Linked DNA regions of Homo sapiens: region 1 is linked to region 2. The links are chromatin loops, found by intact Hi-C in ENCODE. Cell type or tissue: B cell. All regions are shown on one strand. Links, peaks and the distances in the headings refer to the core of each region. The heading gives the core; the rest is flanking DNA.

What was found. Hi-C counts contacts between places; a loop is a spot of excess contacts. Peaks named below come from ENCODE experiments on the same cell type or tissue, not always from the same donor. Only the 100,000 strongest peaks of a DNase experiment are listed, where the experiment ranks them.
Region 1: it touches region 2 in a loop (8-fold over the local background); 11 of 110 quality-filtered maps call a loop at or near these places.

Annotation. Positions count from the first base shown.
Region 1 is chr9:36,847,617-36,863,859 of GRCh38, forward strand. The region is part of intron 8 of PAX5 (paired box 5); the gene reads right to left. Among named protein-coding and RNA genes, the nearest start is that of MIR4540, 8.6 kb to the right of the region's middle. RefSeq lists enhancers at 402-1,241, 3,746-4,945. In B cell, for the core only: a CTCF peak has its summit at 8,026; a DNase peak (open chromatin) is centred at 8,015; H3K27ac peaks cover 3,073 bases.
Region 2 is chr9:36,626,734-36,642,976 of GRCh38, forward strand. It overlaps MELK (maternal embryonic leucine zipper kinase), which reads left to right. Exons shown (of 18, transcript NM_014791.4): 9 at 3,566-3,634; 10 at 6,369-6,467. Among named protein-coding and RNA genes, the nearest start is that of MELK, 62 kb to the left of the region's middle. In B cell, for the core only: CTCF peaks have their summits at 6,330 (motif pointing right) and 6,529; a DNase peak (open chromatin) is centred at 6,378.

The DNA.
Region 1 (16,243 bases), core at 4,671-12,670, 220 kb after region 2:
GGGGAGGGGGCAGCTGTTGGCAGCTGTGGGCGTGCTTGGGCAGGAGCTGTGAGGTGTGCCAGGGTGTGATGAGCATTGTGGGGCATGGTGGGACCCGAACATGGTTCACTCAGGCCAGGTGCTCATGGAGCAGTAATACCTGCCTCTGGCACTTCCCTGGGCTCTGGGTGCCCGTCCCAGGAGAGCCTCTTTACTACTGGCCAGGTCACTAGGAGGAGAGTTCACAATTCTGTCCCTTACCACCTTGCTGCCTTGGTCTTGTAGCTGGCAGGGCCTGCCTGTCTTCCCCCATGGCTATAGGGGATCCCAAAGAGTAGGCTTCAGCCTGGACTCATCGCCAGGTGCCCAGTACCCGGCAGACTGTATTCAGTAGAGGCCCTGGAACAGGGCATGGAAAGCTGGCTGCTGCTGGGTACAGAGCATGGGAGCCCTTCCCTACTGGAGGTGACAGGAGTTACATAGCCCCATGAGCCCACTCGTGGCCCAAGCCTGCCTCCACGATCCCCTACAAGGATGCTTACAAAGGGCCGAAGGGTGAGAGATTCCAGAACGGGCCAGCCAGAACCCGGGACCAAGAGCCTGCTCTCTCTCCTACAACCCAAGCCTAGAGGTGGGCCCCTGGGGATCTGCCAGGTGGGGCAGGAATAATGAGGCAGGACTGAGGGGCCAGCCACTCCCACCTCCTAGGTCTAGCTGGCTTCCCCCGCACCTCACAACCACAGGCAGAGCGTGTCCACACACACACACACACACACACACACACACATGCTCGCGCTCCTCCTCGGGCCTCTCTGGGGGCCACTCCCAGCCTGACAGGCTGAGCCTTCCAATTCTCTGTTTTTTATGCCTCAGTGGTCAGGGTGTCAGGTTCTGGCATGCAGAGGGAGAGCCCGATGACAGTGGGCTGCAGCCGCCCGGCTCCGGCATATCCATCAGCACCACGGAGCCTCCTCCTCCTCAGGTGGGGGAGTAGAGACACAGCGCAGCCTGGAGAACAGGGACAGCGCCCTCCCCTCGGGACTCTGAGCACCCGTGGACCTGCCCTATCAGAGGCACTTCTTGACAATGCCGAGCCCAGGGCATTGGGCTACTGTGGCAGAGGCCACCTCTGCATCTTTGTTTAGCGTCGCCTCTGCTGCCTGGCCCAGCTTCAAGGCCACTTCTTCCAGGAAGCCTCCCAGATCTCCAGCCCCACAAAGTGCAAGTCTCAGGTCCATCTGGCTGGAGTTAGTTCATTGTGGACATATTATCCATCCCCAGATTGGCTTTGGCTCCTGCAAAGGGCCATAAACAGCTCCCAATTCCTTCATAGGATGTGCCTAAGTCAGTGTCACCCACCATCCTCTACCCTGTCCCCACCTTTCTAGCCTTACAGTGGTGAATGTAGAGGTCCTTGGCTACCTTTTCCTCTGGGAAGCCCCTCTCCCACCCCTCCTCTTCCGATCCCAGTCTCCCGTGTGGTTCTGCAGCACTGGCTTTGCCCTGACCTGCAGGGGAATCCGTTGTACGTGGGCATGCTTGGCCCTGCAGGTCCGTTGGATTCCTCTCTGCACCTGTGTGCCACCCTCACCCCAGCTTGGTGCCCAGTCCACAGCAGACAATGAGTGTCTGAACAATTCCTGGTTGCTCACCAGCTCTCTGTAGCATGGGGAAGCCTTCCCTGATCACTGTGTTTAAAAGGGAAGTTCCTTCCACCCCATCTCTCTTTCCTGCTTTTTTTTCTCCATAGAGCTGATCACAATCCAACCTGTCTTGTTTATCCTGCTTATCTTATTATAATCTGCCTCTTCCACTAGGATGTAAGCTCCATGGGGGCAGGGAGTTTTGTCTGTTCACGTGTTGATCCCAACCTCTAGCACAGGGCCTGGCCTCTAGTAGGCAGGAATAATTATTTGTTGAATGAATGAATGAACGAATGAGACTCCTAGGTCAACCAGGCACACGCTTCCAGAGCAGACTCTCTAACTCAGGCGACAGCTCTCACGGCCTCCGTTATTAGCACCCACAGCCAGGGGTGTGTTGGACACCTGCTATGTGCCAGGATCCAAACCAATTTCTCCTATTCCATTGCCCACCACACCATCCTGCCCCTTGGTGGGAGAAATGAGCCTACCAGGGACTGGCTTGCCTGGTGTGCTAAGAGTGGTAGTGTGGTGGGCACCCCCAACATGGGGCCCCTGCCCTATGAGAGCAATACGCTCTGGGTAAGGGGCGTTTGACCATGTACGGGTCGTGAGGCTGACCTAGAGGCTGGTTCAGCCACCTGCTGGGGACTCTGGGATGGTGTCTGATTATCTGAAGTGCCACACAAGAAGCTGTCTGAGTGTAGGGAGCCCTCACCCCATGAGATCCGGAGAAGCTAGGTCCTTAGTCAACAGTCCAGAGAAGGCCTGGGAACACTTTCTGGGAGTGGAAGCGACCACGTGAACCAGGACTTGAAGGGTGGGTAGGACTTTGATGGCAGAGAGAGGCGGGCATTCCAGGCACAAGCAAAGGCCCGGCAGTGGGGCTGGGCAGAACGTGGCCCCTGCATGGCCAGGTCTTCCGTGAGGCCCCGCAGAGGCAGCTGCAGGGCAGAGCAGGCGTGGGGCAAGAGTGTAATGCTTTTCTCTCATTAGGGCTGGGATCAGCCAAGGCTTCAGACTGGTGAGTGCCAGAATCTGGAGGACAGGCTGGAGGAGGACAGCTTGCAGTCAGGGGGCCCCTCCAGGTGGCTGTGGCCACAGTCTAAGCAAGAGGGACTGGACCTGGGAGATGACACAGCAGTGGCATCCTTAGGCACAAAATGATGTTCCTCATGTGCAGGAAGGACATTCTTGGGGAAGGAAATGAAAGCCCCTGCTTCTGTCTTTTGTTGCGGCCTCCGGAGGTGCAGCCAACAGGCCCAAGACAAAGTTCCCACAATGAACCCCTTTCAGATGACCGTGCCCAGCACAAGGGACACCACGGGCCCTTCGCCTCCTTCTAACTGACCCACACTTTTGGCATCTCTCAAAAATACTAACCCCTGGAATTGGGAAACTTTTCTTTACGTATTCATAGAAAAGCTGCTGTGAGTTCTGGTAGGTGCCAGCTTACATCGGAGTGGCTGTCCCTCAGTGGGCAGTGAGACCCGCCTCTGGGAGACACACAGCACATGGCCATTCTCAGAGGTGGTTCCTGGCGCTCTCTGGAGTTGGTCACATGGAAACCCCTAAGAACTCTTTCAACAACAAAACACGTGCCTCCAACTTCTCCATCGGCATTCCCCCAGGAGCAAGCAGTCCCGGGGAGAAAACAGGACTGGACCCAAAGCCTCATGGGACTGGGCCTGCAGTTGGCACTGTAAACTGGGCCCCAAAATGGTGCTGTGGGGGCAGAAGGCAGGTGGGCATGTGGTGGACACAGGCATTCCTGCGGCGGGGCTGAAAGCACGCTCTGCCATCAGGCCATCTGCTCACTGGTTTTGTGGCCTTGGGCAAGCGATTGAACCTTCCAGGCAGAGCCTCCTCATCTTGAATATGGGCAAAATAAAAGCACCTACATCATAGGATTGGCAAGAAGTAAGTGAAAGAATGTTACTGGAAGAACAAAACTACCTTTTCCCCAGGCCAAGGGGACTGGGGATGTTGGGTGGAGATGGAAGAAGAAAGAGCCTCCTCTGAAAACTAACTGAGGCCCTAAACGTAATTTGATAGCTTTCGGTGGGGCTGGGGGTAGAAGAACATTGAAGAAGTGGGGTGCCCAAGTTCCCATTTTCAGTTGTCTGTTGGGTGTTTAATCTACCTCTGCCATTTCTGCTCACTCACACTCAAATGCCTTGGATGGCCGGGTTGGTGTTTTCTCCCCACATGGAAATCAGAGGAAGGAGCCAGCGGGATTGAGATGAAAGAAAGTGGCTGAAGAATGTCCCGAGAAGCCTGAGCCTGAGGTGAGCATGGGAAAGTGAGCCTCCACCTGGAAATGGGGCAGAAATCTTAAGGAGAACATAGGATTTTCCCACTAGGTGGCAAATGAGGGTTTGAATCAATTTTACCTTGATTTCAAAGTGCCAGGTGATGCTGGCCAGCTGTTGGGATTATTGGAATCAGAGAAAGGCATGGTGGGGCCAGAGGAGGCAACTGCATGAGCAAAGGCAGGGAGGAGGGGCAGGCAGATGGCCCACGATGGGATTCCAGGGCATCCGGGCTGATCCCCCTTCTCTGATCCCCCTTCTCTAGCTGCTGTTGACAGAATTAAGAACAGAGGGCTGGTCCCCTTCTAGGCCATGCTCCAGGCCACACCCAAGGTGTGCTCTGCTCTCTGCTGTTGCCCAGAGCTGCCCACATTGGAGGAGAAGACAGAAAATGGCCTTTGAAGTCACACAGACCCAAGCTCCAGGCCGGCTCTTCCTCTTCCAAGCTGTGTGGCTTTGGGTACATGCATTCACCTGTTGAGTCTCAGTTTCTTCATCTATAAAATGGAGGGAAGGAAAATCCCTACTTGTTAAGCTTATGGAGAAGATCAAATGACTTCACGTTTGCAGATGCTCTTTGCAAACCCCTGTGTGGTGGGGACTAGGTACCTTCTCTCATTGAGAGAGAACAAACTCAGAAATTCTGCCCCCACCCAAGCCCTCTGATCCCAGCTCCTCCCCCTGCCCCTTCACCCTTTGATCCTGGGCAGGTGGGAAGAGGAAACCCAGTGACAGAAAGAAATACAGAGCTGTGGAAGTGACAGAACCGGAAGGGATTGGTGAGATCCACATACTCAACATGCCCTTGTGTCGCAGATTGGGAAACTGAGTCTCAGAAAGGAGAAGGGACTTGGCAGAGGCCCAGCACATGCAGTCCCTCAGAGGCCAGGTAGACAGGAGGGGAGGGCTGCGTGGGAACTGTCTGGAAGGTAGCCTTCGGAGGAAAAAAATGACGGCGAGACTAGAAACAGAACGCTGGCAGTCAAGGAGCAGCTCCGAGGCCATGGCACCTCACCCTCACAATAACCCTGGTGAGGAGGACGCGGAGCAGAGGAGCCCGGGCTGGGGCAGAAGGAACGTGGCTTCCCACTGGGCATCTCAAGGCTGACAGTCCCTCCCGGCATTCTGCCTAACCCCGAGCAATGCACTTCTTCCTCCCTTCACGCAACAAATTCATCTTATGTTGAAACTTACCAACCTGTGCCATCACTCATAGTCACAGATGATCAGGCCTGGGATGAACTTTAGAGATACGTTCCCTCAACCTTTCCATCCCCAGGGTCTTCTAGCCAGTCAGGAACAGAGCAGGGCCTGGGACCCTGGCCTATATTCCCAGACCCCAGGGATCCCACCATCCCAAGGAACACCTCGTTGAGCTGGGCCAGCAGAGGAAAGGGAAATCTTCTCATCACATCCTTCTTCACCCCTGATGTATTTGAAACTTTTCAAGCATACAGCAAAGTTGAAAGAATGTTATAGTGAACACCTATGTAGCCACCTCCTAATTCTACCATCAATGTTTTCTTATGCTTGCTTGTCATATCGATCTTCATCCCTCTAGCCTTTCTTTCACCTTAATGTGTATTTCATTTCCAAGTAAATGCAAACATCAGTACACTTTCCCCTAAGTACTTCAGCATGCATACAATTAACTGAAGTTCATTACTTGTTTACTAGTTTTTTCTTTGGATACAAAATTTACACATAATGAAACACACAAATCTTAAATGTGCTATTGCTGTGTTTTGACAAATGCATAGATCTGTGTGACCCAAACCCCTACCAAGATATATTAATAGAACATTGTCAACAGCACAGAGAGAAAATTCTCTCATACTGAAGAAGGGGGCCTATTGACCAACCGAGAACCCAGCTATCTGGGGATGTAACTGAGTCATCCCTCCATGAACATAGAGCTCTGAGGTTAGCACTGACAGCCCCAAACCCCAATGGGTGAAAGAGCCCCTGACCTGCAAATTCAAAGTTTCTCCAAAGCCATTACACAGAACAAAGCTAGAGGAATGTATGCTGTTTCCTCAAAGACACAGAGAGAAAGCAGAGCCTTAAGAAATTTCAGACAAATGGTGGGTTTCCCCCAAACAGTACTGTCTTCCAATATAGAAGACGTGACTGTAAAAACCAATGCACTAACTAGAGAACACTGATTAAAATAAAAAGTTTAAAAAGGGGTTATGATAAGATGCACTTAATGCAGCTGTCCTGGAGATCCCAGAGGCAGAAACATCACCAGATTCAGAGGTGTTTTCAGCTTCCCCTTCGCTCAAAGCTCAGAGATGGCAAGAAAGTCAAAGTTTCCTAAAATTCTCAGAAGTGACAGGTAAACGGGCTCAGTATAGCTCTTAATTAACCCAAAACGACACCTGCCAGATGACGGGGATTTGCAGAGCGCACTGGGGGCCGACCCCGTCTGCAGATGGTGGGCTCCCACCTCTGCTCCAGACCTTGGCCGGCTGCAATTAACATATGGAAAGTCTTTCAAAGTGACTTCGCAGCCAAGTTCTGTTTCTGAAGGATTCAAACTGGGCTTAGAGAAAATCTTTGCAGAGGAGGAGGAGGAAGAAACGATTTGAAAAGGACCATGAGGTTTCTTCAGCTCCTCTCCATGGCTTTGCAGAACTGCATGAAATGCCTGGTGGCTCAGGGATCGGCGGCTACCCGGGATGTTGCGGGACCAAACTGTTGACGACCAGAGTGAGCGCAGGCACGGCATCACACGTAGCCACAGCCAGGCTTTCATAATACACATGTATAGACACTCCCGATATACACGTACACATGCATATAATGTATCTGTGTATGTATACGTAATAATATGTATAATATTTATAATATACAGATGTATGTATGTTGGATGTGTACACACACACATACACACACACTGGATTCTGGAGCTGTGTCAAAGCCTCTTAGAGTGACCTTGGACAAGTCATTTCTCACCAAGTCTCAGTTTTCTCATCTGTAAAAGTGGTGTGTTTGGAAGAAATTGAAATAAGTGACCTCCAAGGGCTTTCAGCTCTCAGAAGCTGTCTTCACTGCACCCACGCCAAGCCTCTCCCCCTCGCAGGCCAAGGCTTCTCACCGTTCCTCTCTCCACAGCAAGACCTTCCTGGGCTCCCAACAGGGAGATGAAAACCTGAGCTCAGTAAAGGTCAGCCTGTCGGCCCCGACAGCCGTGCATCGATCCATTGCTGGGAAAAACCTCTCTCCCACCAGCTCAGGCCAGCCACGAGGGCCTTCAGAAAAACAGAGGGAAGAGAAAAACCGAGAGAGAGGGTGAGCATGAGGGGCAGAATGCACAATGTGTCTCACTTCTGTTTCTCCCGAGAGCCGCGGACCCCACAGCTGGACGGCAGGCCTGGGTGAGCCCCAGGGAGCCTGGCGTGGAGGCCAGGACTCTGCCACCTGCCAGCTGTGCGGTGGCCAAGTGGCCTTTCTGGGCCTCAGTGTGATCCTCTGTAAAGAAGAGGCTGTTGTGTCCCCTTCCTGTTGTCTACAACTACAAAAACCCAAATCCAAGGATCCTCTAGGGAATTCAGTGGAAACAAACTCCACTGCGGCATCACGGTGCCTCTGCCACAGGGCACAGGTCCGACTCCACCAGCTGGCCATCCATCACAGGCAAGAGCTGGGGGCCTCGAGACACATGGGGCCAGGAGGAAACAATTGATCGGCTCCTGGTGTTTGAAAGGGGCAAGTATCAGTAGCCACAGGACTTCCATCTATCTAGATCTGTTGTACTTGCCTCCAAGGCTGACCTTTCTTTCTGTAACCTGCCTGGCCCCTGCAGGCATTTCCATTTGAGATCCCTGGCTATGCCATGGCACATTTTGAACAACACTGGTCCAAGTTTAATCCATTCTGCTGCTGTGGTCCTATTCCAAAATTCTGTCCTGTCCTGCCCTCATCTAAGCAAACAATGGGCATGTACAAATGACCCCCCTGAAGCCTCACTAGGGTGCAAGATAACACCTGATTTGTGTGCATGCGTGAGGTGGGGAGGGGGGTACTGCAGTGCCCTGTGCTGGGAGTGCCCACAGGTAGCACTTTGTGAAGATCAACACCCCAGACGCCGCCTGGTGGCGGTCAAGGCCCTTCAGGGGCTGGTTCCCATGGAGCTTCTCAGCCACACCTCCCACTGCCCACATCCTCCACTCCACCCCTACCCGCCACAAGCCATATTCCAGGCCAACCACACCACCAGTTGTTCTGCACACCTACTCCACGGGGCCGTTTCCATCTCTCATGCTGTTTCCTTCATCCCAAACACCACCTTCCTTCCCTTCCTCATGTCCAATTCTCCTATTTGTCAAGACCCAGCTCAAATACCACCTCCTCCAGGAAGGCTTTCTGGATTAATCATCCCAGCTGAGAGCAGTCCCCCACTGGTCCCTGAGTCCCCAGCCCTGGGTCTATCACTGCCCATGTCCCAGGGCACACAGATTCAGGGCTGTCTGTGACCCTGTCTTGTTTCCCCTGCTGTTGGGTCTGGCTTCTCCTCAATGGCAGGAACCAAGGCTGACCATCTGTGACTGACAGGTCCCTGCAGCCCCACCCCCAGCACAGGGCTTGCCCACAATACCAATGCAGACTGAGTGAGCACTAAGTGTGCCCAGCAGATGTTCCTTGAGCCAGCCCCTTTCAGAGTCAGAACAGAAAAGGTCGTGAAATCCATGCTGGAAAGAATTAGTGAAACACCAGTCCCGATCTTTGCTAGAAACATGGAGACAGCAAGGCAGAGAAAGGGAATAAAACACACAAAGAGAAGTGGGCTGTGTTTACTGCAGAAACCACCGTGCAGGTCCCATGAGTGAAAAGGGACACTGGTGCTCTCCTGAGCGGCTTAGCTCCCACCTGCAGGCCTCAGTAGGCCTCCCCTGCCACATAATGACAGCACTCAGTTCGGCTCACTTCAAAAGAGTGCAAAAGTACAAGCTAAAATAAAGAGACACAAATTTTCGTCTTTCTTTTTTCCTCTTTTTTTTTTTAGGCGGAGTCTCGCCCTGTCGCCCAGGCTGGAGTGCAGTGGTGCAATCTCGGCTCACTGCAAGCTCTGCCTCCCAGGTTCACGCCATTCTCCTGCCTCAGCCTCCTCAGCAGCTGGGACTACGGGTTCACGCCTCCACACCTGGCTAATTTTTTGTATTTTTAGCAGAGATGGGGTTTCACCATGTTAGCCAGGATGGTCTTGATCTCCTGACCTTGAAAATACACAAATTTTCTAAAGGGAGAAGCAAAAAAAGAGCAGTACCAGACTGAAGCCGGATTACAAAGATAGGAAGGCTCTAGGTTTTGTCCTTAGCACCTTTTCTCTGCATCCATTTGGCCACTGGCAGATGCTTGGCCTGGAAACCCGAAGAGTCTCTTTGAACGTCTAGAATGTTGCCAGAAGCCCCCATCCCAGGGCCTAACCCACTTGGCCCCAGGTTCTGCAGAGTTGAGTAGGAATAACATTGAACTACATTCCCAGGAAAATCCAACTCATGTATTCATGATAAGTGTCAAATAAACTCACTAGGTTCTCGTGTGTCTAGCCTCAACTGGGTTTGTTCAGGCAGTCATACACACTTCCCATGGGTCTACCTGGAGCAACTTCAGAGTTGGAATGAATGATTTAAAAGGTAGGGCATGGTAGAAAGTAACATCTCTCCCCAAGTTTCTAAAGTTCTTCACTGTCCTCCTATACTAAATTTGGGGAAAACTTATCTTAAGCTTTGACTTGGGGACTATGTTTCACTTTTAGACTCCTATACTGGTGATGCTGTGTATTTTGGTAACTCCATTTAATTCAGCATCCACTGTGGTCCTACTCCATTCAGAGCTCAGAGCTAGGCCCCCAGTAAGGCATACTCAGTGAAATGCGCCTAGGCTTCAATCCTCAGGGAACTGCCTGCATTAAAGGGGATTCTTAGACCCAAAACTAGACATTCGGGTGCCAGCAAAAGGCAAGATGGATTCAGAAGCAGAGTAGAAATGGAACTTCATACTAGCTAGGGTATCCAGGAAAGCTTCCTGTAAGAAGTGGCTGCAATGTGGGCTTGAGGACATTCAAATGTTGTCATTTAGTGGGTACCGAAATCTGTCCCATCACCTGCCAGCCCAGGCTGCATTGTTGAGTCAAAGTGTACTGCCTCTGTCCCCAGGGAAGGGAGTCCTCACTTTCTTTCAAGAAAGAGGCCAGTAAGCAGGACGCACACGGTGCTGACATGGAATGGGCCACAAAGACACGACTGTCCTTGCTTTCAACTCCCCAACAAGGCAGCTGAGAATGTAGGATACTGGCCGATAAACCCAAGGCTCCTGACAGCTCTGAACCACGTCATGGTTTTTGTAAATAATTGTAGAAAGGGGAGCGCTGATTTTCTGCACAGGCATTGAGGGCAGGAGTGGCTGCCACTCCATGTTGGTAACTGGGAGGTGGTGGAAAGCCCCTGGGTGTGCAGCCAGTCAGTCCTGGCCAAAGCCCAGCAGCCACTTAGCTGGGCAGCCTCGAAGAAGTCTCCTGAATCTCTGAGTCTGAGTTCCTAATTTGCAGTATGGTAATTACAACACTCAGAGGACTAAATATTGATGCATTTCAAAGTCCTTTGTGAATTGAAAAGTATTATACAAATGTGAGGAGCTATTTGATACTTAGCTCAATCCTTGGCACACAGCACATGCTTTGTGTGTCTATTGCAAAAACAGATACATTGGGACTTTTTTTTGAGCAAAATTATATTTCAGGATGTTTTTCTCATATTTCAACAAATGCCTAAAATTCTTGATTGTAAGGAAAGCCTCAAACTAGGAGTCCAAGTCCCTGATCTTCCGTCTCTACCCATCCCTTCCAGGTTCACTTAGCCTCAGTTTCCCCAAATGGACAATGGCAGGGTGGGAAACAGACAAGATTGGTTTCCAGTCTTTCTGCCACTAAGGAATAGTTTTCCTCCCCCCAGTTTCTGCCCAAATGACTCTTTGCTTGTTAAAATTATGAATCCAATCCCATACCTTTTAAAAATGTTCTATGAGGCTTTTTCTGTGTTTGGGCAAATAGATAATTTCCACAAGACTGACTGGAAAGCTAAAACCAGCCCCCAGCCTCTATTACTGGCTCCCAGCCTCCAAAAATGGCCCAGCCCCCTCCAGCTTGGAGACCCTCAAACCTCCTGGCACATTCCCAAGGCCTTCAGGAACTCCTTCGCTCAGCCCAAAGCTGACTTACTTTCCTGCGGCCCAGACCTTGGCCTGTCCCTCAGAGCAGCCAGGGGTCCTCCTTGGAAGAAATCACCTCCCCTGGCTCTGCTGGGCTCAGCGCTGAGGCCTGAATGTCCCGCCGCTGACTAATGAGACGGAGGGTGAAGGTGTCATACCTTGCTGGGAAGTCGCAGTGCTAGTCCCGACCTGCGCTGCCTGCCATCAAATTTTAATGCTTCTGCTGACATATTTATGGAATGCCTCACCAAGTGTCTGCGAGGAGACCAGACAAGATTTACCTCCACAATTACTACCAGGACGCTCGGGGTTCACTGTGTGCTGAGAACTCAGCAGCACAGAGGCCCCGATTTCCCCTGCACCCCGAGGAGCGCGCTCAATTCTGCACACCCTTCCTGCCCCCGGCAAGCCAGGCCTGGGGCTGGAAGAGGCGGAGATGAATCAGACACGGTCCCTGCCCACGGAGAGCCCACAGTCTGCGGGAGGGGCAGGCGCGCACATAAATTACTTGCAACCCTGGGAGGCTGGGGCCAGTGTGTTTGTACAGGTATGAAAGCCGGGCCGGGCTGAAGTAGGGAAGGGAGAGTTATTTCTCCTAACAGAGTCAGGGTCAAGGAAGAAGCCAAAGACCCAGGCTGGACCACCCAGCTGCTTCGGCTCTCCTGGTCACTCCTCTGGCTGAAAAAGCTCCCAGGGCCTCTCCCTCCCTCCCCCTGCCAGCCTCAGGGTCTCAGTGGCCCCTCTCCTTCAGCGTCTGCACCCGACATTCATTCCTTTGGGGTTCTCTCTCCCAAGGCTGACTGAGAGTGGGATGTGCCCCCTCCTCCCTCCCCGGCTCCTCACCCTTCCTCACTGTGTCCGCAAATTCCTGTAAGTTTTACTGCTCTCCTACAGCAAAGCTGCCCTGAGGGGAGGTGGAGGCGGGCAGGAATAATGCAGTGACCCAGGCCAGTGGCTGTCAAGCCTTGCTGCACATTAAGAATCATCTGGGGCTGGGTGTAGTGGTTCACACCTGTAATCCCAGCACTTTGGGAGGCCGAGGTAGGTGGATCACGAGGTCAGGAGATCGAGACCATCCTGGCTAACACGGTGAAACCCCACCTCTACTAAAAATACAAAAAAATTAGCCAGGCATGGTGGTGGGCACCTGTAGTCCCAGCTACTCAGGAGGCTGAGGCAGGAGAATGGTGTGAACCCGGGAGGTGGAGCTTGCAGTTAGCTGAGATCACGCCACTGCACTCAAGCCTGGGTGACAGAGTGAGGCTCTGTCTCAAAAAAAAAAAAATCATCTGGGGGCCGGGCATAGTGGCTCACACCTGTAATTCCAGCATTCTGGGAGGCTGAGGCGGGTAGATCACGAGGTCAGGAGTTCGAGACCAGCCTGACCAACATGGTGAAATCCTATCTCTACTAAAAATAGAAAAATTAGCCGGGCGTGGTGGCACATGCCTGTAATCCCAGCTACTCAGGAGGCTGAGGGAGGAGAATCACTTGAACCCAGGAGGCAGAAGTTGCAGTGAGCCAAGATTGCACCACTGCACTCCAGCCTGGGTGACAGAGCAAGACTGTCTCAAAAAAGAAAAAAAAATCATCTGGGAAGCTTTAAAAATCCAGATGACCAGGCCATATCTCATACTAGTTCACAGGGAGCTCGGAGTAAGCGGGGGGAGGCAGATGGTAATATTTGTCGAAACTTCCAAGGTGACGCCAATGTACAGCAAGTTTGAGAGACAGGGGGCAGGGACTCGGTACTCAGTGTGCAGCATGTTAGAGGACAAGCCTCCTGCACCCACCCTCAACTCTATGAAGCAGAATCTGCTCTCTGAGATGATCCCTGATGATTTGGGTGCAATAAAGCTTGAGAAGCACTGATCCTTGTTAAAGAGTTTCGCTAGCGTCCTCAGAGGCATGCTGGTGTCCAGTTCCCACGGCCTCTGAAATGGGGCCCCTAAGGAGACTGGCTTCTAAGCAGGCAGCCACCATAAGCTAACCACTGAGAAGGGCTGGCTTCTATGGGAGACTCCAGGCAGGCCACAAGGCAGCCGCCACCATGACTCAGTGAGCTTGACAGGGCCATTCCATGGAGGGAGCTGAATTAGGATGACCCTCACAGCTCCCAAGGCTGGACCAGAAGGCAGGAGCCCCATGCAGTCCTGTGCTGATGAAGACCCATTTTTTTCTAGGAGATTTACACTTTCATATGTATCCCCTGTGACCAGCCCACACACCTGGCTGAGAGATGGCTCTGCAGGGAGGGAGTCAGCAGGAGGGGAGGGGAGGGAAGAGGAGGGGAGGAAAGATATCTTGGGAGGCCAAGGAAAGATAAGTGAAGAAACCACCTAAGAGGGCAAATGCAGGGCTCAGTGGGAGGGGCCCAGAGATGTCCTGAGGAGCCCTGGTGGCATCTGCCTTGACACCAGGTCCACTGCAGACAGTCGCAATTTCATCCATCCATTCATCTATCAGATATTGAGTGAGGGCCTACTAGGTACCAGGCCCACTGCAGACAGTCGCAATTTCATCCATCCATTCATCTATCAGATACTGATTGAGGGCCTACTAGGTACCAGGTCCTGAGGATATAGCCCTGAACAAAGCAGATAACAGTCCCTGCCCTCATGGAGCTTATATTCCAGTGGTACAAACAAAACAGTAAACCAGACAAGTAAAAACAAAGCGTCCGGCATGCTAGATAATGATGGGTGCTAAAGAGAAAACATGAAGCAGGAGACAGAATAAGAAATATTGGGAGGAGGTGGAATTTTAGATGGAGTGACCGGGGATGACTCCACTGAAAAGGTGACTTTTGAAGAAAGAATGAAGGTAGCAAGAGTTTGCCATATGAATATCTGTGGGAAGGGCCCTCTAAGCAGAAGGAACAGCAAGTGCAAAGGCCCTGGGGCAGGAGTGTGGGAGGTGTGTGGCTAGGACAGCCAGGAGGCCTATGTGGCTGGAGAGAAGCCAGGGTGGGGAGAGGGGAGAGAAGGCCAGGGAGGGAAGTGGGGAGTGGGAGATAGGTCAGGACTTTGGCCTCTACTCTGAGTGTGCACAGGAGGGACGTGTCCTGACTCCAATTTTCACAGGCTCACTGCAGCCACGTTGTTGTGAATAGACTAAAGGGTCATGACTGGCAATGGGGAGACCAGGAAAGAGGCTGTTGCAAGGATTTACTGTAAGACTGACCTTCCCACTGAGTGGACACCTCTGGCCCTTTCTATCCTAATGCCACAAGACTGGGAAGGGCCAGGCCATGTGGCTATGCAAGCAGAGGGTCAGCTGGCCAAAGCCAAGGGCACTCACGGAGCGGGGCCAGGTGTGTGGAGGCAGCTGGTAGAGGGAAAGCATGCTGAATTCTAGTCCTGGCTCTGCATGATCTTGGGCCTCTCTACCTCTCGCTAAGCCTGTCACAAAAGCCATAAAAATGGGTCCCTACGGGGTTGTGGTGAGGATTCTAAGAGAAGATGGGTGTGGAAGCTCTGGGTAAACTGAGGAGGGGTGTGGGTGCGGAGTCCTGTCTGGCCACACACCAGGAATGCAGGAGGACGATGCATCCCGATTCTCCACAAGGGGGAGCCTGGTCAATTCTCCCGCCCGCAGCAATGAACTTCGCAGGCAGCAGTCCGGCCTTCCTATTTCAGAAGTCCCCAGCACCGCGTTCTGGGGTGGGAATAGATGCGCCCCTGAGAGGTCCTCATGCTGCTTCAGATCCTGTGGTTGGCAGATCATGTTCTCTCCAAAAGATGTTCCACACAGCCCAACAGCAGCGATTTGAGAGGCTGGCACGTGGATCCATCATGCTATGACCCCCAATAAACAAACCAAAAAGAAGATGGAAAGGAAAAGCAACATAGGAAAGAGAAGCCACCCCTGGCTGGGGGCGTTTGGTCTGAAGCAGGTAGGTGGGCGGCTTTGGGTTCAGCCCTGCCCAGGTTTGCGTGCCTGTTTCCCGTCTTGGCCCACAGGTTCTTTAAGGTGGCTCCTTACATGTTCACTGGGCATCTGCCCTGTGCCAGTCTGTATGCTGGGAGCAGGTGGTCCTCCAATGCGGCAGAAACTCAGGCTCATGAGCTCCCACCTACTCTCAGGGTCTCTTTCGCCTCTCCATTTATCTGAAGGTTAAAAAGGCCCAATAAGATGCCCTTAAAACAGACCAAGGGGGCAGGCAGGGCAGGCACGCAGGGAAGGGCAGGTTGTTCATTGCACCAGAGTCACCGGCTGACTGGACAAGTGGGGACTGAGGTCCAGCCTGCTCTACAGCCACCAAACCCTAAGTCCTGGCGTGGGGCTTCATCTGCTCAAGAGAAGGAAGGAACAAGGTGCTGAGAAACAGCCTGGGGACAGCCCAGGGGAAACTTTAAGACAAACCCTATTGCATGATCTCTCCCTCCTGCGGTAGCTGCTTCACACTGCTGTCACAGATCAGGAGAAAAACGTAAGGATAAGTCCAATGGATCTTCAAAGACAGACCCGCCTGGGTTCTTTTTTTCAATCTGTATTTATTTTATTCTTTTATTTTTTAGAAACAGGGTCTCACTCTGTCGCCCAGGCTGGAGTGCAGTGGCACCAGCATAGCTCACTGCAGCCTCAAACTCCTGGTCTCACACGAGCCTCCCGCCTCGGCCTCCCCGAGTGCTGGGATTACAGGTGTGAGCCACTGTGCCTGGCCTCAACTTACATTTATTTAGTGTCAGTGATGTGCCGGGTACTATGAGGGGCACAAATCATCTGTCAGGTGATGTCATCATGCCTTTCACCAATGCAGAAGCCGAGGCCCAGCACAGTTCAGGAACATGCTCTAGGGCACATTGCCAGGCAGAGGCAGGCTCCAGCTCTCAGGCCCCTGTGTTTTCTCTTGTTAAAAGGGCTCTAGAACCAGTGAGCCTACTAGGCTCTATCTTGGTACTATCACTTGGGCAAGTTACTCTGTGCAAGCCGATGCCTCCACTTCCTACTCTGTGAAATGGGATAACATCAACAGCAGCCTAATGGGAGCATTGCAAAAAACACGCAGGTCGGGGAATGAAAGGCAATTAGTGCAGGACTGGCATATAGAAGTGCACAGTAGGGGCCGGGCGCAGTGGCTCACGCCTCCAATCC
Region 2 (16,243 bases), core at 2,857-10,856:
GATCACCTGAGGTCAGTAGTTCGAGATCAGCCTGACCAACATGGTGAAACCCTATCTCTACTAAAAATACAAAAAATTAGCTGGGGGTGGTGGCAGGCACCCGTAATCCCAGCTACTCTGCAGGCTGAGGCAGGAGAATTGCTTGAACCCGGGAGGCAGAGGCTGCAGTGAGCCAAGATCACTCATTGCATTCCAGCCTGGGCAACAAGAGTGAAACTCCATCTCAAGAAGAAAAAAAAAAAAAAAAAGAAAAGAAGTAGCAGCCTGACCCTCAGTTTAGTCTGGGAACACAAAGAAGACAAGGACAAGCACAAGCGCAAACACACACACACACACACACACACACACACACACACGCCAACTGTAAATGAATGCGGCTAGAAGGATGGAGGCAGATAGGTGAGGAAGCCATTGACTTGTACCAGCATTGGGGTTCTCTGTTCTTATGAACTGTCTAGGATATAATTCTTACAGAATCAGTCCACCTTAAAGGTGAAGTGGAAAACAGACAGGTATGGATCACTCAGAGTCCTAAGATGTTATGGCAGGCTGGCTTTCAATTATGTTAAAGAAGTAATGAAAGTCCCAGAGAAGCATTGTCAAACAATGAATCTAAAAAGAAAGGGTCAAAAATCAGCCTCTCTGATGAGAGTAGATGGACTGACCTACAAGTGTTTCCTAGGAAGAACAGTAGCTTTCATTTTACAAATGACTTTTAATATTATTACATTTTTATTCCCTTTATCGAAAGCACTCAGTATTACCCAGAGAACCCATTCTCTCTCTCTCTCTTTTTTTTTTTTTTTTTGGAGACAAGAGTTTTGCTCTTGTTGCCCAGGCTGGAGTGCAATGGCGCGATCTCGGCTCACTGCAACCTCTGCCTCTCTGGTTCCAGTGATTCTCCTGCCTCAGCCTCCTGAGTAGCTGGGAATTATAAGTGCCCGCCACCACACCTGGCTAATTTTGTATTTTTAGTAGAGACGGGGTTTCTCCACATTGGTCAGGCTGGTCTCAAACTTCCGACCTCAGGTGATCCGCCCATCTCAGCCTCCCAAAGTGCTGGGATTACAGGCGTGAGCCACTGTGCCCAGCCTGAGAGCCCATTCTTATTTATCCCTTGCCAGGGCACCTTAACACTTGCCAGAGACAGAAACTGACAAAGTCTTTTTTGTTTGTTTTGTTTTTGAGACGGAGTTTCACTCTTGTTGCCCAGGCTGGAGTACTATGGCACAATCTTGGCTCACTGCAACCTCCACCTCCCGGGTTCAAGTGATTTTTCTGCCTCAGCCTCCTGAGTAGGTGGGATTACAGACATGCGCCACCACGCCTGGCTAATATTTTGTATTTAGTAGAGACGGGGTTTCACCATGTTGGTCAGGCTGGTCTCAAACTCCTGACCTCGGCCTTCCAAAGTGCTGGGATTACAGGCATGAGCCACTGTGCCTGGCTCAGAGTTTGTTTTTGAATTGTAGCAATGAAGCCTTGAATTTATTTCTCCCTACCAAGCCTCATGTATGGCCAACTGGACCCCAACCTGAAGGCTCACTGCTGCCTGGGCTCCATGCCTATCCCTGGGAAGGAGGGGTTTTAGATACTCTAGCCAGCTCTCTGGGAGTCAGCAGTAGTCAGTGACAGTTGCCTGTGACCTTTGGAAAAGGCTTTTTCTCAATTTGTTGTTAACTTTGTTAATGAATTTTTTTTTTTTGAGACGGAATCTTGCTGTATTGGCAGGCTGGAGTGCAGTGGCGTAATCTCAGCTCACTGCGACCTCCACCTCCCGGATTCAAGCAATTCTCCTGCCTCAGCCTCCCGAGTAGCTGGGACTACAGGTGCGTGCCACCACGCCCGGCTAATTTTTGTATTTTTAGTAGAGACGGGGTTTCACCATGTTGGCCAGGATGGTCTTGATCTCTTGACCTCGTGATCCACCTGCCTCAGCCTCCCAAAGTGCTGGGATTACAGGCGTGAGCCACCACATCCGGCCAATGATGTTTTGTTATACAGAAATATCAAACGTTAATTTTGTCATATATTACTCTTTATAGTTGTTGGCTTTGCTGTCATGTCTAGAAAGATTCTAAAAATAATCACTCATACTTTCTTTAAGTACTCTTATGGTTTTGTATTTTCTTTTTTTTTTTTTTTTTTGAGACGGAGTCTCGTTCTGTCGCCCAGGCTAGAGTGCTGCAGTGACACGATCTGGGCTCACCGCAACCTCCGCCTCCTGAGTTCAAGCAGTTCTCCTGCCTCAGCCTCCCTAGTAGGTGGGACTACAGGTGCCCGCCACCATGCCCAGCTAATTTTTGTATTTTTAGTAGAAACAAGGTTTCCCTGTGTCAGCCAGGATGGTCTTGAACTCCTGACCTCGTGATCCACCTGCCTTGGCCTCCCAAAGTGCTGGGATTACAGGTGTGAGCCACCACGCCCAGCCTGGTTTTGTATTTTCATTTAATCTGGGTGGAATTAATTTTGGTATGTTCTATGAATTACAGTTCAATCAATTTCTCTCAAATAATTAACCTGTTATCTTAGCATCATTAAACAATGTGATTTCTGCTGTGAGAAACTGTTGTATTGCTTCCTCTGAATTGGGAAAGAGGATGTGTGTGGTAAGTGTGTAAAGAGATATTCTATCATGTATTAGCATTTAGCCAAGTCCCTGATCTTTTCTTTGATGACTTGGTGGCCATAATTTCTGAGTATACTAGGTTGTATACATTTGCCTTCTTAGTCTCTTTTAGTCCTAAAAGAGGTATTTACCTTAGAAAGTGGCTTTCACTAGTTTTCCTCAAAGATTGTGAATTCTGTTTTGTGGATGACCTGTTTTTAACCATAGCCTATGTACTGTCACCAAATATGCTTTTCTGCTGCTTCATTTTGTCAACTGATAATTGCTCTGAAATTATAAACTAATAATTGTTTCAGCAGTATAAAAATAGACTACAGTGTATACTTACTGTCCATTTAATACTACAGATTCCAAAGCTGTATGACATTTTTGTTTTCTACTGTTATGTTCTTTGTGCTCTAGCCCTTCTCTGATATGTGGATAATTTAGAGGCAATGATAGTATTTAATATGCCCGATTTTTTCTTTAAGGCAAGAAATTGTTTTTTTTTTTTTTTTTTTGTGATGGAGTCTCGCTCTGTCACCCAGGTTGGAGTGCAGTGGCACGATCTCGGCTCACTGCAACCTCCGTCTCCTGGGTTCAAGTGATTCTCCTGCCTCAGCCTCCTGAGTAGCTGGGATTACAGGTGCCTGCCACCACGACTGACTAATTTTTGTATTTTTAGTAGAGACAGTGTTTCACCACGTTGGCCAGGCTGGTCTTGAACTCCTGATCTCAGGTGATCTGCCCGCTTTGACCTCCCAAAGTGCTGGGACTTCAGGTGTGAGCCACCACGCCCAGCCAAGAAATTGATTTTTTTTAGTTAATAATGTTTACCAAGTATTGTAGTTGGGTGAAGTCTTCAAGCTTAAAAGTAAACCTCCAGCATGTTATTACCTAAGGAATTTGTGTCAAGGCTGATTGAACCTGAATCTCTTAAATGCTTTGTTTTTGTAGAGAGGAAAATATGATGTTCCCAAGTGGCTCTCTCCCAGTAGCATTCTGCTTCTTCAACAAATGCTGCAGGTAAACTTTATTTTTAAATAATAGAAGTCTATTGTAATTGTTTGGTTCAACTTTTAAGATATCTGTGGTGCTACATCATTTCCTATTAGCTTGAAAAAAATCCCACTCATATCTACCTTGAAAATATCCTCTATTAGATCCTTTCTTAATTATGTTGTAAACCTAGTTTATTTTAGACACCTACCATATGTTATAGCTGGTATGGTTTTTCTTACTTTGCGAATTTTCTGTTTTCTCTAACTAGTTCTTGTTCCACTCTCTTTTATTCCAAAATTATTGATTGATTGATTGATTGATGGAGATAGAGTCTCACTCCTTAGAAGACCCTCAGGTTGGAGTGCAGTGGCGTGATCTTGGCTCACTGCAACCTTCGCCTTCTGGGTTCAAGTGCTTTTTCTGCTTCTGCCTTCCGAGTAGGTGGGATTACAGGTGTGAACCACCATGCCTGGCTAATTTTTGTATTTTTAGTAGAGACAGAGTTTTCCCATGTTGGCCAGGCTGGTCTCGAACTCCTGACCTCAAGGTATCTGCCTGCCTCAGCCTTCCAAAGTGCTGGGATTATAGGCGTGAGCCTCTACACCTGGCCCCAGCTCTTTTTTTTTTTTTTTTTTATTTAGATGGAGTCTCCCTCTGTTGCCCAGGCTGGAGTGCAGTGGCGTGATCTTGGCTCACTGCAACCTTTGCCTCCCAGGTTCAAGTAATTCTCCTGCCTCAGCCTCCTGAGTAGCTAGTACTACAGGCGTGTGCCACTATGCCTGGCTAGTTTTTGTATTTTTAGTAGAGACGAGGTTTCACTATGTTAGCCAGGCTGGTCTCGAACTCCTGACCTCACGTTTTCTGCCTGCCTCGACCTCTCAAAATCCAAAGTGCTGGGATTACAGGTGTGAGCCACTGGCTTTTGTTTTTTTGAGACAGAGTTTTGCTTTGTTGCTCAGGCTGGAGTGCAACGGTGCGATCTTGGCTCACCACAACCTCCGCTTCCTGGGTTCCCAGGTTCAAGTGGTTCTCGTGCCTCAGCCTCCCAAGTAGCTGGGATTACAGGCATGTGCCACCATTCCTGGCCAATTTTTGTACTTTTAGTAGAGATGGGGTTTCACCATGTTGTCCAGGCTGGTCTTGAACTTCTGACCTCAGGTGATCCACCCGCCTTGGCCTCCCAAAGTACTGGGATTACAGGTGTGAGCCACCGCACCCAGCCTGGCCTCTTTTTTTAAAAAAAAATTTTATAGACAGGGTTTTACTCTGTCGCCCAGGCTGGAGTGCAGTCATATGATCTTGGCCCACTACAGCCTTGACCCCCAGGCTCAAGTGTTAGTTCTACTTCAGCCTCCCAAGTAACTGGGACCACTGGTATACACCACCACACCTGACTAATTTTTTGTGTTCTTTCTTTAGTTTTCTTTTTTTTTTGGTTGTTTTTAAATTTTATTTATCACTTCATTCCTTATAATTACTTTCAGCAAACTGTATTTTTTGTAGAGATGGGGTTTCGCTACGTTGCCCAGGCTGGTTTCGAACTCCTGAGCTCAAGCGTTCTGCCTGTCTTGATCTCCCAAAGTGCTGGGATTACAGGTATGAGCCACGGCATCCCGCCTTTTCCCAACTCTTGCTCATTAAGTATGTTAGTAGATACTGAATAAATACTTGAATGAGTTGATGTACTATTGAATGGGCCCTGTTACCTAGTGCAGTGGTTCTCAAACTTCAGCAGATATCAAAATTACCCCGGGCTTGTTAAAATACAGATTGCTGGCCTCCAGCCCCAGAGTGTGTAATTCAATAGATCTGAGGCAGGACTGAAATTTTGCATTTCTAACAAGCTCCCAGAAGATGCTGATGCTGCAGGTCTTGGGGCCACACTTTGAGAACCACAGATTTATTGGAATGAGCCTCTGAGGGTGAAAGATAGGAGTGCTGAAGCCTAGGTAAGCACTCTACCAATTAATCAATGTATCACCTAATCTGATCTATAAAATGGGGGTTCTGAGCCTGGCCTCACTGCTATGTAGTGTTATAAGGACAAAATGAGATTGATAGGAAACACTTTGAAAATATGAGTATCTTCTTAGTGCAATTTTTTTTTCATTATGTATTCAGAATATCTTCTGGTTTTTTCATCTATTAAGTCATCTCCATCTTTTATTCAAAATTTACCTCAGGCTCACTCACCTTGATTAAGTAGGGCCAGACCACCAAATCTCCGTAATGAGATTGAAAATGCCTTACTCTTTCTTCTAGACTCCAAAATAACGTTAATCTTTGTTGATTAATTTTTCTCTCCTTACATTTGAAAATTACAAATGGAAAGGTGTGCTTTTCAACTTGTTCTGTGTGATTGTAAGCTCATTGGAGGTAGAGATTGCATATTCAGTATGAATGCCCTGCATTGTGGCTGCTTGAATGTTTAATTGGTGAATATTTCCCGTGAATAGGTTTTCCAGCAAAAGACTATTACATCATACAATAGATTGAACTTCACGAATAATGTCCATACCAATGAAGTTCATGTTTGTTAAACATTTATCTTCTAAGCCTGTGTTGGTTGCTATAGTTTTCTTGCCTCTGTTGCCTTTTTAAAAGAATTTCTTCCAAGGCCATTTTAAAGTCTTTGACAGCATTTTTGTGATGATAAAGTTTACATCTGTTCTGATGCATTTTTAGTTTTCAGGAGGAAAGGTGTTCTATGTTCTCTATTTGAAATGTTAATCTCTAGCTACTTTTTAATGGCCACTAGGTGGACCCAAAGAAACGGATTTCTATGAAAAATCTATTGAACCATCCCTGGATCATGCAAGATTACAACTATCCTGTTGAGTGGCAAAGCAAGAATCCTGTAAGTAAAATGAAATCCAGTAGAATTTTTTTTTGACTTTGTGTGGTCTTTGGGTGAATTCAGAACCTACAATGATGTGGTCTAAATATACAAGAAAATATATTAATCAGATTGGTGTTTGGGAGACTTGTAACCTAATGGACAGTGGTTCCTTAACCCCATCTGCAAATGAGAATTACCTGGGACCTTAAAAAGAAATGCCTGCTCCCCATCCCAGAACACTTAATGGGAGTTTTTAAAAGCTCCCAGGTGTTTCTCATGTGCAGTCAGTCACAGTGCTCTGGGAATCTTGGACAAGTTACTTAACTTTGCAGAACCTATTTATTCATCTGTAAAAAGTAGGTTAAACCAGTTCTACTTCCCAGAGAAGTTATGAGGGTACAGTAGTTCTCAAACTTTTTAGTTTGAGGATCCCTTTATACTCTTAATATTTATTTATTCATTAAAAACTAATATGATAAAACTATTGCATATTAACACAAATATTTTTATGAAGAATAACCATTTACAAAATAAATTTAGCAAAAAGAATGACATTGTTTTACAACTTTGCAAATTTCTTTAAAGTCTGGCTTAATAGAAGACACCTGTATAGCCACCTGCTTCTGTGTTCAGTCTGTTTTGATAGGTTGTTTTGATTGAAGCCAAGGAATAAAATGCAGCCTCACACAGATATGCAATAGGAAAAGGAAGAAAAATTCTAATAGCCATTCAGACAGTTTCTGATAGCCCATTAAAACTTGACAAATGGTAGTTTCTTAAAGGGTAATTGCATGTGGAATCTGAAGCCATATCAATGAAATTTTGTACTGTATTCCATAAAATCCATTGTTCTGTCCATTGGATCTTTTCCTCACATAACATGATGCATTGGTTATTTGGAAAACACTGGTTTGCTGAGTTATGCAAATCTTCCAAACGTTAACACATTTCGTTATACAACATTAAATCACATTCCTTAAAATCACTACTGATCTCAGTAGAAAAGTCTTTAACTATTGGAAAGCACTCAAGATCATGGTGGCAAATAAAAGTTTTCTAAATTCTAATTTTTGCTTAAAAGCTAAAATTCTATCATTGACAACAAATATGTCATTCTCCTTGAACTGACAAATTCCCTTGGTTCATTTTTGAGAAAATGTCTGCTGAACATTTAAGTCTAAATAACTATAGTTAGTCCGTGTTCTTTCTCATCAAAATGGTGTTCTTTGAAAAAAATGGCTAATTAGGCCAGGCACGGTGGCTCACACCTGTAATCCCAGCACTTTGGGAGGCTGAGGCAGGCGTATTACTTGAGGTCAGGAGTTCCAGACCAGCCTGGCCAACATGGTAAAACCCCATCTTTACTAAAAATGCAAAAAATTAGCTGGCATGGTAGTGCCTATAATCCCAGGTTCTCAGGAGGCTGAGGCAGAAGAATTGCTTGAACTCGGGAGGCAGAGGTTGCAGTGAGCTAAGAGCGCCACCGCACTCCAGCCTTGGGTGACAGAGCGAGACTCTGTTTCAAAAAGAAAAGAGGCTGGGTGCAGTGGCTCACATCTGTAATCCCAGCACTTTGGGATCCCAGGCGGGTAGATTATGAGGTCAGGAGTTCGAGACCAGCCTGACCAATATGGTGAAACTCTGTCTCTACTAAAAATACAAAAATTAGCTGGGCGTGGTGGCACACACCTGTAATCCCAGCTACTCAGGAGGCTGAGGCAGGAGAATAGCTTGAACCCGGGAGGAGAGTGAGACTCCATCTCAAAAGAAAAAGAAAAAGAAAAAAATGGCTAATTGAGCTCATAATTCAGTCATACAGGTGCTTTTCCTCGAGACAGCTATCAAACTTTGGTATTGTAGAAGTACATTATGCTACTTCCTATTTAGTCACACAGAGTATTAAAAACGTACTCAGAAATGTAATAAAATTAATATATTTTACTGGTTTATCAAGGAAATTCTTAATTGAAACTGGCTTCTTTTCGAACTATGGGTATATGACAAAGAATACAATATTTTAGTACAGTTTGGTGCCACTGCATTGATTCATACTAAGGTGCCAGCAATTTATTTATTTAATTTTAATTTTTTTTTTTTTGAGTGGGAATCTCGCTATTATCGCCCAGACGGGAGTGCAATGGCACGATCTTGGCTGACTACAACCTCCGCCTCCCAGTTTCAAGCAATTCTCCTGCCTCAGCCACCCGATTAGTTGGGATTACAGCCGCCTGCTACAACGTTTGGCTAATTTTTGTATTTTTAGTAGAGATGGGATTTCACCATGTTGGCCAGGCTGGTCTTGAACTCCTGACCTCAGGTGGTCCGCCTGCCTTGGCCTCCCAAAATGCTGAGATTACAGGCATGAGCCACTGCACCTAGCTGCCAGCAATTTTATCACTGCATTTGTACCATCCATACAAATGTCAACACTTTGAAAAATGAAAAATAATATTATTATAAAAATAGTTTGACCTTGGAGACTCTCAGGCATCTGCAGACCGTGCTTTGAGAACTGGTCTAATATGCGTATATGTAAAAAAACATAAACAACACCAAGTGTTATTTAAGTTTAAACAATTTAAAAAATACTATTTCTACATTGTTTTTAAAAAATGCTTTTTTTTTTTTTTTTGAGATGGAGTCTCGCTCTGATGCCCAGGCTGGAGTGCAATGGCGCAGTCTCAGCTCACCACAACCTCCGCCTCCTGGGTTCAAGTGATTCTCTTGCCTCAGACTCCCGAGTAGCTGGGACTACAGGCATGTGCCACCATGCCTGGCTAATTTTTATATTTTTAGTAGAGACGGGGTTTCACTGTGTTGGCCAGGCTGGTCTTGAACTCCTGACCTGCCTGCCCTGGCCTCTCAAAGTGCTGGGATTACAGGCGTGAGCCACTGTGCCTGGCCTTAAAAATGCTTTTTTTCAAACAAATGGCCACTTGGTAAAAATGTGGATATTACTATAGGACTTGGATATTTTGTGTATTAGTTATTGCTGCATTAAAAACTACCCTGAAATTTAGTGGCTTAAAACAATAATTTGGCTGGGCACGGTGGCTCACGCCTGTAATCCTAGCACTTTGGGAGGCCGAGGCAGGTGGATCACCTGAGGTTGGGAGTTTGAGACCAGCCTGACCAACATGGAGAAACCCGTTTCTAGTAAAAATACAAAATCAGCTGGGCGTGGTGGTGCATGCCTGTAATCCCAACTACTCGGGAGGCTGAGGCAGGAGAATCACTTGAACCTGGGAGGCGGAGGTTGCAGTGAGCCAAGATTGCGCCATTGCACTCCAGCCTGGGCAACATGAGCGAAACTCCGCCTCAAAAAATAAATTAATTAAAAAAAAACAGTAATAATTTACAGTTCTGTGGACCAGATATTTGGGCTGGGTTCAGCTGGGCTGTTCTTATGTAGGCCTTACCTGGGGTCGTGGCTACAGTCATCTTGTAACTGGGCTGAATGGTCCAAGCCTCACTAGAAAGACTGGCTGTTTCCTGGGCCACATGTGTCCATCAGGCTAACCTGGACTTTTTTATGTAGCAACTGGATTTCTTTCTTTCTTTCTTTCTTTCTTTCTTTCTTTCTTTCTTTCTTTCTTTCTTTCTGTCTGTCTTTCTTTCTTTCTGTCTTTCTTTCTTTCTGTCTTTCTTGTCTTTCTTGTCTTTCTTGTCTTTCTTACCGAGTCTCACTCTGTCACCCAGGCTGGAGCAGTGGCACGATCTCTGCTCACTGCAAGCTCTGCCTCCCGGGTTCATGCCATTCCCCTCCCTCGGCCTCCCGAGTAGCTGGGACTACAGGTGCCTGCCACCACCCGGCTAATTTTTTGTGTTTTTGGTAGAGACGGGGTTTCACCATGGTAGCCAGGATGGTCTCGATCTCCTGACCTTGTTATCCGCCTGCCTCGGCCTCCCAAAGTGCTGGGATTACAGGCATGAGCCACTGCACCCGGCCAGCAACTAGATTTCAAAAGAAGAAAGAGGATAAGCCCTAGTGCTCTAGCATTTTTCAAGCTTCTGCTTGCATTGTACTTACTAATGTTCCACTGGCCAAAGCAAGCCATGTGACAAAGCCCAGAGCCACTATGGAAGGTGTATCTTTCAAGGTTGTACAATTCTTATTCCCTATTTATAGATAAGGGAACGGAAAAATGAAAAGCAACTATTTAAGATATAAATGTAGTGAGAAGAGTGGCATTGCTTTACATCTTTGCCAATTTCTTTGAAGTCTGTCTTATTAGAAGACAACTCATGTGCTTCTGCATTCAGCCTGTTTTGATAACATCGTTTTGATTGAAACAAATGAAGAAAATACAGCCTCACACAGATATGTAATTAGAAAAAATAGAAGTATTTTAATAGTGTTTCCAGATAATTGGGGATATTCTCTGATATGTCACCAAAACTTTTGCAGTGGACTAGGACATGTGCATGAATCAACACAACAGCTTAGAGGTGTGTCTCAGATATGCCACAGCATAGAATTGGTAGAGCTGTGGGGTATTTGCTTTCTGGAATAATCACACCAATGTAAATATCCTTCCCAGTAGCCAGCTCGTCTTGGAAAGATAGACTATACTTGCTCCAAGCCCTTTCTCACTGTTCTGCCCACTATTAATGGGCCATGTGGCCTGAGCTGAAATCACTCCTGATTCTCCTATGACTGTCAACTCCTAAAACTTCTGTTATCTAAATTCCCCCAGCCCTACATGACATCTTTAATATCTATTGAGCAAATATAACATAATTCTAACAGCAACCACACCAAGATCCTAAGAAAAGCAGAATGTGCAAGTGTCTGAGCAGTGTAGCAGCAGAACCAGGGAAGCTGTGATGTGCCCCTTGTGAGGTGGAGAGAGTGGGTGGTGCAAATGCCTGTGTTCAGCCATTGGGGGTCATCATTTCTCCATGTGCGGAGGGCTTTGCACATCTTCTCAGCCATGATCCTAATAGGATAGAATACATTACTGTTTGTGTTAGATGCCAAAATGAAGAAAGTCTCTGCTTTCTACAACCCCAAGAGTTTTTTTTTATTTGGGACACAGTATAAAGTAAAATATATAAAGTTATGAGTGTTCCAAAAGAGTATACAGTTTCCCTTACATCTTTTTTTTGTTTGTTTTTTTGAAATGGAGTTTCGTTCTTGTTGCCCAGGCTGGAGTGCAGTGGTGTGATCTCGGCTCACCGCAGCCTCTTCCTCCTGGGTTCAAGCGATTTTCCTGCCTTAGCCTTCCGAGTAGCTGGGATTACAGGCATGCGCCACCACGCCCAGCTAATTTTGTATTTTTAGTAGAGACGGGGTTTATCCATGTTGGTCAGGCTGGTCTTTAACTCCCGACCTCAGGTGATCGGCCGACCTCAGCCTCCCAAAGTTCTGGTGTTACAGATGTGAGCCACCATGCCCAGCCTCCCTTACATCTTAATTTAATAATTGCTACTATTTACTGAGCACGTAGAGTAGAATAGTGTACTATTTTAGTAAGGGCTCTCTGTATATTATACTGTGGTAAAATATAGGTAGAACTGTTAGGATAGTACCTTTAAGAGTCAGGCACTATCCTATGGGCTTTATGTTGTGTTAACTCCTTTAATCCATTTAATCTGTACGCCAATCCTCCGAAGAAGGTACTATTATTGCCCCTTTTTGCAGATGAGGCAACTGAGACACAGAATCATTAAGTAACTTGCCCATGGTCAAACAACGAGTAAGTGTAGAACCAGGATTTAAACGCACACCGAAGGGTTCTGGAATGGAATGGATCTGATAGGCTAGCTGATTCAAGCTCAGGGCCCACGTCCTGTGTATTTGCAGCCTTTGTGGCGAGCATTGCTTATCTGGTGTCTGTTGAAGTAGCTACTGGAGCAGAGTGATGGAGAGGTGGCATTGTGTTATGGTAGGAAAACCTGGGGCTAGGAATGAAAAATGCCAGTCTTAGGCAGATCACAGTAACTTTTCTGAGTCTTCATTTTATCACCTCTAATATGGGTATTCTAATGTCAATCTGTGTATGTTTGGGTCATGTTTTGCCATTTATAGAGTAACTTTACATGTTGTATCATTAATCTCTTTTGCCTGCCTTGCAGAGCTGTTACAGGATCAAATGAATTATATACAGGAGAGGCATAATGAATTGTTGTTGCTTTTTAAAGGATTTGCTTTTCTCTTTCAGTGTTGTGTTTCATCAAGAGTGAACTATTAAAAAAAATTCAGATTTCCTTGAATATTTAAGGTATAGATGCTGTCTGTTCTGTAACTCTACGCATGATCGCCTCCTACCATTTTCATACATAGTTCTGGTACCCAAGTATTGCATCAAATAGAAATTATAGTCAGTTTCATTTTCTGCCCTGGCGAACAGGAAATGTAGTAGGCACAGATAATCCAAAATAATTGGCTAGCTTTTGGTATGCAGTTTTGTACTTAATTTGAGTATGTGTGGCTGAGGATTCAGAGCGCTTTAAGTATTGATCCTCTTTGGAAGACACAGCTTGAGATTAATCATGTTTTTTAGACCCTTGGTATCTTTTCTACCACACTCATTTCATTGTTTCCAGTTCAGGAGCCCAGCAGAGATAGTAGAACCTCCTTCTTCCATCTCCTGCCTTTCTCACACATATGCCTTGTGGTAAAGGTACAGGCAGGAGGCTGCGGGAGAGAGGGGTTCTTTTACAGTTAAAAAAATATTTTTTTTTTACACTTAAGATGATGGAGGGAACCTCAAAAATTTATTTTCTTGCTTGAGCAGTGTTGACATCAACAAGAGGATACCAGGTATTAAGGTGTCTAGGCTTCTGAGGTTGAGACCATCTTGAGGGGAAATCTACAGTTCTAGGAGCGGTCATAGTCAAAGCAGCACAATGAAAACTTATTCTTAGCACTTTGGACTTTAACAGTACCACTAGTATAAACCTTTGTGGTCTCTACTTTGTAACCCATGAGGTTGTGCTTATACCAGTCAATAATGCAAGGCTCTCTCAGTCTGTTTGAGCTGCTGTGACAAAATACCATAAATTGAGTGGCTTAGAGAGAACAGAAATTTATTTCTTGCAGTTCTGGAGGTTGGGAAGTTCAAGATCAAGGCATCATAGAGCTAGAGTTCTGGAGAGTAAAAATAAAGAAAAAAAAGATCAAGGCACCAGCAGATTTGGTGTTTGATGAGGGCCCACTTTCTGGTTCATAGAATGGCTCTTTCTTGCTGTGTCCTCACGTGGTGGAACGGGAGAAAGGGGAAAGGCCTCTGGAGCCTCTTTTCTTTCTTTTCTTTTCTGTTTCTTTTTCTTTTTTAAAGAGATAGGGTCTCATTCTTTTACCTGGGCTGGAGTGCAGTGGCTTGATCATACCTCACTGTAACCTTGAACTCTTGGGCTCAAGTGATCCTCCCACCTCAGCCTCCTGAGTAGCTAGGACTACGCATGTGAGCCATCGCACCTGGCTAATTTTTGAATATTTTTTTGTAGTAATGGAGTCTTGCTGTATTGCCCAGGCCAGTCTCCAACTCCTGGCTTCAAGTGATCCTCCCACCTTAGCTTCCCAAAGCCCTGGGATTACAGGCATGAGCCATTGTACTTTGGCCTGGGGCCTCTTTTATAAGTGTAATAACCCCATTTATGAGGGCAGAGCCCACTTGTGACCTACTCACCTCCCAAAGACCCAACCTCCTAATACTATTACACTAGTGATTAGGTTTCAGCGTATGAATTGAGGGGAAAAATTTGTCTTTACTGTTTCTTTTCATGATGGCAGCCTTTCTCTTGAGCTTGTTGTTACAAGTGTGATGTTCAAAACAAGGGAAGCTCATGATATTGCCCTGCCTTGTGCTGGGCAGACCTCTCTTTCTTGTTATGTTTGGTTCTGAATACTTCACTTTGATGTGTAGTATCAACCTGGAGTGTGATCTAAAGAAAGGGCCAGAATAGTAAGGGGAGTTAATCATTAAAGTGGAGGTTGGCGGAACTAGAAAACGGAAGACTTGCAGAGGAAAGGTTGCTTATAATAGGAATACGCAAATTTCTGAAAGGCTCTTTTAGCACAGAGGAAATAGAATTATGACTGTTGGTGAAAATAACCAGTTTTTGAGGGCCTACTCTGTTGAGATGTTGTACTAGGCGCTTGCTCTATGTTGCATATATTGCAGGGCACATACCATCTCTCTCTAGCAGATGATGAAACTGAGACTCAGAGGTGTGGTCATGTTCAAGGCCGCATGGTTATTAAGTCCTGTTGCAATTAAAACTAAGGTCTGTCTAATTCCCAAGCCTGTTAGCCATCAGTTTGTACCAATTCCCAGTGGACAGAGATCACAGGGAGACAGACCTCAGGCAGCAGGAGGGAGATGCTAACCATTCCAGCTGTTCTGTGTACCCTGGAGAGGAGGCCTTTAAGCAGAACATAAAGCATCCCTCACTCGGGCTGCCATAAAGAGAGATTTTTTTTTTTTTTTTTTTTTGGAGATGGAGTTTCACTGTTGTTGCCCAGCCTGGAGTGCAATGGCTTGATCTCAGCTCCCCACAACCTCCGCCTCCTGTGTTCAAGCGATTCTCCTGCCTCAGCCTCCTGAGTAGCTGGGATTACAGGCATGCACCACCACGCCTGGCTAATTTTGTATTTTTAGTAGAGACGGGGTTTCTCCATGTTGGTCAGGCTGGTCTCCAACTCCCAACCTAAGATGATCCACCCACCTCGGCCTCCCAAAGTGCTGGGATTACAGGCGTGAGCCACCGCACCTGGCCTAAGAGAGTTATGTTGGAAAGATGAACTTTAAAGTTGTATTCCTCTGCTTCTCTTCCTGTGTAATCTTCTGAGCTCCCTTCCAGGTCCAGGCCAGGCTATTCCTGATTCCTGCCTTTTTGTTCTCAGTGATCCTTGCTTGGTTCTGAGAACCCATTTCCAGCCCTACCTTTAGTGAGGTACCATCATGTAGGGATTATTTGGATAATTTCTGTCCTTAAGCAAAATGAATTTTGTATAGAGGCTCTTACTTATATTCTTTTTTAAAGTTGTGGTCCAGCAAAATAACGATCGTGTGGCATCTATGGCACCATCGTAAAGGCTCCTTGAATTGTGCTAAACATAAACATAACCTGAGGTACCCTGTGCTCTACAAGTTTGAATCACTCTTTTACCAGTCTGTTGTATAGCCACTGATTTTAGATGCCTAGGTGGCTGCTCTTTGATGAAAATACCAATGCAGGTCTTGTGGTAGGGAAGGGGAGTATACAGTCCCTGGGCTGTACAACAGAACTTTTTTTTTTTTTTTTTTTTTTTTTTTTGAGACAGAGTCTCGCTCTGTTGCCCAGGCTGGAGTGCAGTGGCACAGTGTCAGCTCACTGCAGCCTCCGCCTCCTGGGTTCAAGTGATTCTTGTGCCACAGCCTCCCAAGTGGCTGGGATTACAGATGCTCGCCACCATGCCTGGCTAATTTTTGTATTTTTAGTAGAGATGGGGTTTCACCATGCTGGCCAGGCCAGTCTCAAACTCCTGACCTCAGGTGATCTGCCCGCCCCAGCCTCCCAAAATGCTAGAATTACAGGTGTGAACTATTGTGCCCGGCATTGTACAACCGAACTTTAACAACAGTTGCTCAGATGATGATGGGGATAAAGAGTTGGGAAAGAGCACATCTTCTTGAAATGCTTGCTGGAATATGCTTACTTCTTAAAAGATTATAGAGAATATTGATTCTTCCCCAAGAAATTGACAGATTCATGTTTTACATAATGATATTTGATTGTATAAAGTAATTATGCTGATTTTAAAATGTGAAAACATTGAATATATTTGTAATTTTTTGTTAATAAAG